Regions from separate parts of the Mus musculus genome. Here region 1 is linked to region 2. The links are chromatin contacts, found by Hi-C or POLR2A ChIA-PET in ENCODE. All regions are on one chromosome and are shown on one strand. Each heading gives the region's core, a stretch centred on a gene start or an enhancer-like site at or near the end of the contact. The rest is flanking DNA. Distances are from core to core; before and after follow the strand shown. Region 1 holds the start of Cbx3 (chromobox 3). Region 2 has its middle 3.4 kb from the start of Gm32328.

Region 1 (2,722 bases), core at 76-2,575, 300 kb before region 2:
TAATTGTAATTTTAAAGAAAAAAAAAAATCCTTCAGTTAAGATTCTTATGTTCTAGGTTTTCACAAACTTACCAATGTAGTTTTATTGGAGGCCATTTTTTAAATTTAATCGGAGACTTGAAGAGCTATTGCAAGAAAAAAAATGTAGGACAGTTAAAATTTCATGACACACAAAAGGCAGCTACAAGTTTTGTGTGGATTTCAACATGTAAATTTCGGGTAAAAATGCAGGAAAACAGTTGAGTTCCCGTGTTATTAGTATGTTACTAATAATTTCAGTATGTTAGTGAAAATAATCTTACTAAAACACTGGTACCTCAGACAACTTTACATGGTGAGGATTGTTACTTTCCCAATCCATATAGAATTTTAACAATTTTAGTGTTTATTTTGGATGAAAGGAAATGACTATCTTTTGTTAGCAAATTACCATAAGATCTTTTTCTTTAGATTTCTGAATACTCCAAGGAGCTCATATAATTCCATCCTTATTTTTTCAGAGGCCCTCCCTGTTCAATCACGGTATAAAAAAAGGAACACATTAAGATGTCCCAGTCCTATTTTCTGGCTTTTTTTTTCCGGGGGTGGTGGTGCGGTAATCACTCTCTATAGTCCAGTCTGGGCTTCAACGCCTGGCAATCCCCAGCCTCAAGCTCCCAAGTACTGTCCTGATAAGGATAGAAGGAGTCGACCTCCTTCACGCTCCCCTCCGAGGAGGGCTCCTTCCCAGCTCCATTCCCCGGTCGGGAGCCCGTCCCCCACCCGAGAGCGCGGGCCTCGTGGTCAGCGCCTCCGCGGGGAGAAACAAAGGCGGCGGCGGGGGCTCAAGGGCACTGCGCCACGGGCCCGCGCCTCCCCCATCCGGCGGCGGCCACGTAGCCGGGAGCGCGCCGCAGCCCGGAGCCTCGGGCCTCGCAGCTGCAGAGCCTGAACCGCTCTCTCCCTGCGGGCCTGCGACGAGGCTGGGGGAGGGGAGGCCCGCGCTTTGTCTGGAGTCTCGGTAGCTGTCATCCGGCTCCCACCCTCATGCACAATTGTCCCATCTCCCCCACGCACCGGCGCGGCGCCCGCCTCAGCGAGGCCCCAGCCGGTTTCCCGCAGCCCGCGGCCCACGGGGCTCGCAGCCTCCCCGCAAGCTCGGACGCACGGAGCATCCTAAACCCCACCACACGCAAGATCGAAAAAAAGCAAAGGCACGAACTTCACCGCTCCGATGCTCAGGGCCGCGGATCCTGCAGAGTCTCCCGCCTGCGCGCTTCGGTTCAGCCACATCCGAGGGGAGGGGGCGCGGGCAGCTCCGCCGGGGGGGAGGGGGAGCACCGCCCACGCCCTGGCCGCGCGGGGCCCGCCGGGAACGCGTCCTGCGGGGGGCGGCGCGCGCAATGCTCACCGTCCGCGGCGTGGCGCCCAGGGGGTCTCCTGGCTGGGGGGAGGGGGGGGAAGGCGGGCAGGAAGGACCGCGGAGGCCTCTCTGCGTCTCGGAGCGCGCCAAAGCGGGGCTCCACCCACCTCCTTGCCCGGATCTTGAAGGCCGGGGAGATAAACAGCGGGGTTCTTTAAGCACCACCTCTCACTAGGCGCGGGATCCCAAGGCTTGTGGCATCCGGGGTGGTACTTGGACTAAAAGTCCTTCTGGGAGGGACCGAGTGAGAACCCCTTTGGGACGTGTAGAAATATTTGTGTGGTTCGAGAATATTTGTGCGGACGGGCTTGGCAAAGGCGTAGCTGCAGAGAGCACGCTTGGGTGGAGAGGGCCGCACGCCCCAGCGCCGGCCTAAGCCCCTCCCGACGGCGTTATTTCAAACTGCGCGACCGTTTCTCCGCTCCCTACGCGGAGGTGGGGGCCGGACCTAGTTCCGGACGTAGTAACACGCCGAGCGCGAGCCTTCCGCAATTCACGGAACACAGTTGCGCAAGTGATGTAAAGCAGTCCCGCTGTACCTAAAGGGGGAGTGTCACGTACTTGGCGTAAGGAGAGTGTAGGCCCTTCCCGCCATTGGCGGCGGTTAGGGCGTTTACGTAACGGCGTGACGTAAGCGGAGACGCGTTAGTGGGGGGAAGGTTCTAGAAAAGCGGCGGTCTCGGCTCCAGCGGCAGTAGCAGCGGCGCCGGTCCCGTGTGCAGGAGCTCCTTTGCGGCCCAGTTTCTTGGCCATCGCCTGCTCTCCCCACAGCGCCAGGACGAGTCCCGTGCGCGTCCGTCCGCGGAGGTCTTTCTCATCTCGCTCGGCTGCGGGAAATCGGGCTGAAGCGACTGAGTCCGCGATGGAGGTAACGGGTTTGAAATCAATGAGTTATTAAAAATGGCATGGCGAGGCCGTAGGCACCGCAATGGAAACCGGCCACCCGCCTCCGTGGTCCGGCGGAGGGGATGCGGCCACTCGAGTGGCGGTTGGCCTTGGCGAGTTTCTGAGGGGTCGTTGGAGGAGGCCTCTGATTGTCCGACCGCCTTCCCCGCCCTCAGCCGCCCGGCGCCATTTCCCTCAGTTGGGGTGGGGGATGGGAAGTGCCCGCCGCGACCGGGCTGGACCGCTAAAGTAGCGCGTGAGCGGGCCATCGCTGGCCTTTCGATGTGCGCGGGCCTAGGGGCTCGGTTGTGTTCGCGGCGGAACGTTTCTGGGGCCCCCCCGGCTTCCCGGAGCGAGTCTGCGAAGCTTCCCCTCCCCCCTCTCCCGGGAACCGGATTTGGCGGCCGCCATTTTCCCGTCTCCTTCCTCGCCACG
Region 2 (2,758 bases), core at 49-2,548:
CTGTTGGAGGACTAGTATGCAAATTTCGGATGATTGACACCTCTAGTGGAAACCAATCACGCTACAATAGGCTGCTGATTGGCTAACTATGGTCTGACGTATAATTGACGTTTTTAAAACATATTATCCAATCACAACAAGTCATGCAAATAAGTGAAGGAATCATATTACCAGAGATCAGAGGAAACTTGAGTACGCCCCCACGTGTTCAGTAGCCGGTACTGCAGAAACTACTGCCAAACTGTACGAAATACTCAATTCTACTGCTCGCTTTAGCCTTTCTTAAACTTTTTTGTCACTGAATATAAATGATCATTAAAAATTCCCCAAGAGGTATGATGGTTCATTTAAAAATATCTATGTGGCTACAGACTTTCAGAATCTATCCCCGTTTTTTTGTTTTTGTTTTTTGTTTTTGCTAATATTTTTATCCTCAAATCTAATCTTCTGTAACGAAGATCGTCCTTCTTCGTCTCAAGAGGACGAAGTTTACACAGCCGTTTGGTGAAGAAATCCCTGTAGGTTCAGACCTACAGGTCAGTGGAATTTGGTGGCTGTCGTGAAGTTCCACGTGTTACCGCCAGATGGCATAAGGCTCATCTTTTCTTTGCCTCTCAGCACTCTCCCCAAATTCTGCAAGTAATTTAGAAAAATTAATAACCAAACAGTTTTATATTTTATAACCGAGTGAAGTGGGACACCCTTGTACTATTAGAAAGCTACATATTACGAAAATCAGTTTGTTGGTTGTTGCTTTAATGGGAAGCTTCCTCTTGAGACTTTTGCCCAGTCAAGTTTTAGAGTAAACTACACATTCAGTGTTTGCAAAAACTTTTCCTTAAAGGGAACTGGGCGGCCATAAGGGATCGAGGCGGCCGCGCTTCGGGAGTGTCATTTTCGGTTTTTTAGGAATTAAAGTGAAATTAAAGTTGGAGGGGAAAGCTTAATTTTCCAACGACCACTCTTCCTTTCCCCAGATGCCTGCCTGGTCGCAGCCCGGGAGCCGAAGGTTGCGTTGCTGCTTTCGGACACATTTGCAGTTAACACACCCGGCTCTTTCAGCGATTCGTGTTGGGACCTCGGTCACAGGAAGGACTTTCTGTGCTTTAGTATCGTTTCTAGGGCAGCGCTTTTGTTTTGCCAACTCCAGCGGAAGACACGAGGATGAAACCCCGGGAAAGCTTTATCTCTGGCACCTCCAGTGTATATGTTTTTCTCTTTGGACTTATCAGGAAGAGAGGTGTTCGTGCGACCACAACCCCAAGGCCAGACTAAGAGCTAATGGTATTTTCAGAGGGGAGAAGGGAAGAAAGAAAAGAAAATCAAGTTGACAGGCGAGCTCTGCAGTTTCCACGAACATATTACGGGTTGACCACGCGGCCTCTTCACCCACCCACAAAAACCCCTGTACTCCGCTTTGGATCACTATACCTAATAGTCATGAAATTTAAAATCGTACCCAGTCTTCAAAAAATAACTCTGAAAAAGGCATATTTATTACTTTAAAAAAAATCACTCAGAATCCAGCCACGAGGCCCTCGTCCTACAAAATAGCGATTCATAGGCTTGTTACTTTGGGTTTCCCGTCTGCTGAATTTTATTTAGAAGCCAGTGATTAGAGTGGTTTCTCTAGTCCTCTCTCCTGCGGCCCCCTAACTGAGTTTACTTTACACCCTATCTCTGGATCCCGAACCTGCGTTACTTCAGCTCTGGTGCCTAAGAGTCAACTTCACAAACTGCAGGGGACAGACAGGAGGGCCTAACACTATCTTTGAGTTAGAATTACTTCTCCAGAAGTCCCAATCTTAAGTTTCTTATTTTTTACTGCCTATAAACTTATTGGCCTTTTATCTTCCGAAACAAAACACACTTAGAAACTTAAGTAAGAATTTTTGGGTACGCATAGTTCCCTTTTATGGGGTGGATGGAATTGAGTTTTTTTCAGTGCTTTAAGGAAAAAAAAAAAGCGTCTTTAAACAAACGGAGAAGGGTCCTGGAGGAGGACTATGGGGCCAGCTGCCCTTCCTAACTTCTCAGTCTGAGACTTTGGCATCTTCCGGGCAAGCGTGGGTTCAGGGCTTGCGGGGCAGATTGGCTGGCAGTTCCGTAAACCCAGGCTGGATGGAAGGCCGCAGTGCCCCCGGGCCCCAGAGCGGGTTTCATTTCTGCAGGGACCTCACCGGCGTCCCGCCGGGCGCTGTAAATCAGCCTTTCCTTGCTAGGAGCGCGGGGATGAGCACCGGCTCTCACCCTACGCCGCCTCCGGGGTCCATCAATCAAGCTCTCCCGCCCCAGCCTGAGTGCCGCCCGGGGCGCCTGCTTTGTGTCAGCCTGCAGCGGGCCTGGGTGGGGCGCCCCAGGGTTCGCAAGGGTCTGGAACACCCCTCAGTTTTTCCCACCCCGGGACGTGGTGACTGGAACCGTGATCTCTAATCTACAGAGCGAGTCCCCTCCTTTGCTGACGCCCCAATCCTTCCCCACTTCGTGTGATCCCTTCAACAATGTCACCCCAGAAGGGGCGAGGAGGATTCGTCACTAGCAACTTGATTTCCCCAGCAAATCCCGTTTCTGGACCTCAGTTTCTTGACTGTAAAACGATAGTTCCTTCTTCCTTCCTTCCTTCCTTCCTTCCTTCCTCCCTTCCTTCCTTCCTTCCTTCCTTCCTATCATCTACCATCAATCATTTATCCATTTTTATCTAGTTCCAGTGTTCTTTTGTTTGTGGAGAAGCATGAGCCTTTTGCCCTATACAATTTTT

What was found. A loop is a pair of places that touch in the nucleus more often than their neighbours do. ChIA-PET counts read pairs that join two places held with the same protein, here RNA polymerase II (POLR2A).
Region 1: a loop to region 2 is called in a map of v-Abl transformed pro-B cells, with 4 times the contacts of the local background. The contact joins the promoter of Cbx3 here to the enhancer-like site in region 2. A Hi-C loop is called at or near these places in 2 of 37 maps with a recorded cell type or tissue (both v-Abl transformed pro-B cells). POLR2A ChIA-PET finds 5 or more read pairs at or near these places in 3 of 5 experiments (Patski and embryonic stem cell).

Annotation. Positions count from the first base shown.
Region 1 is chr6:51,469,219-51,471,940 of GRCm38, reverse strand. Cbx3 (chromobox 3) reads right to left here and starts at 1,325. Exons shown (of 6, transcript NM_007624.4): 1 at 1,202-1,325; 2 at 73-125. The coding sequence starts at 96. It overlaps Hnrnpa2b1 (heterogeneous nuclear ribonucleoprotein A2/B1), which reads left to right and starts at 2,096. Exons shown (of 12, transcript NM_001374745.1): 1 at 2,096-2,270. The coding sequence starts at 2,265.
Region 2 is chr6:51,168,436-51,171,193 of GRCm38, reverse strand. No RefSeq gene overlaps it. Among named protein-coding and RNA genes, the nearest start is that of Gm32328, 3.4 kb to the right of the region's middle. Within about 2 kb of position 1,298, at least 1 of the 3 ENCODE cell types and tissues checked has a DNase peak (open chromatin) inside an H3K27ac peak, as active enhancers do.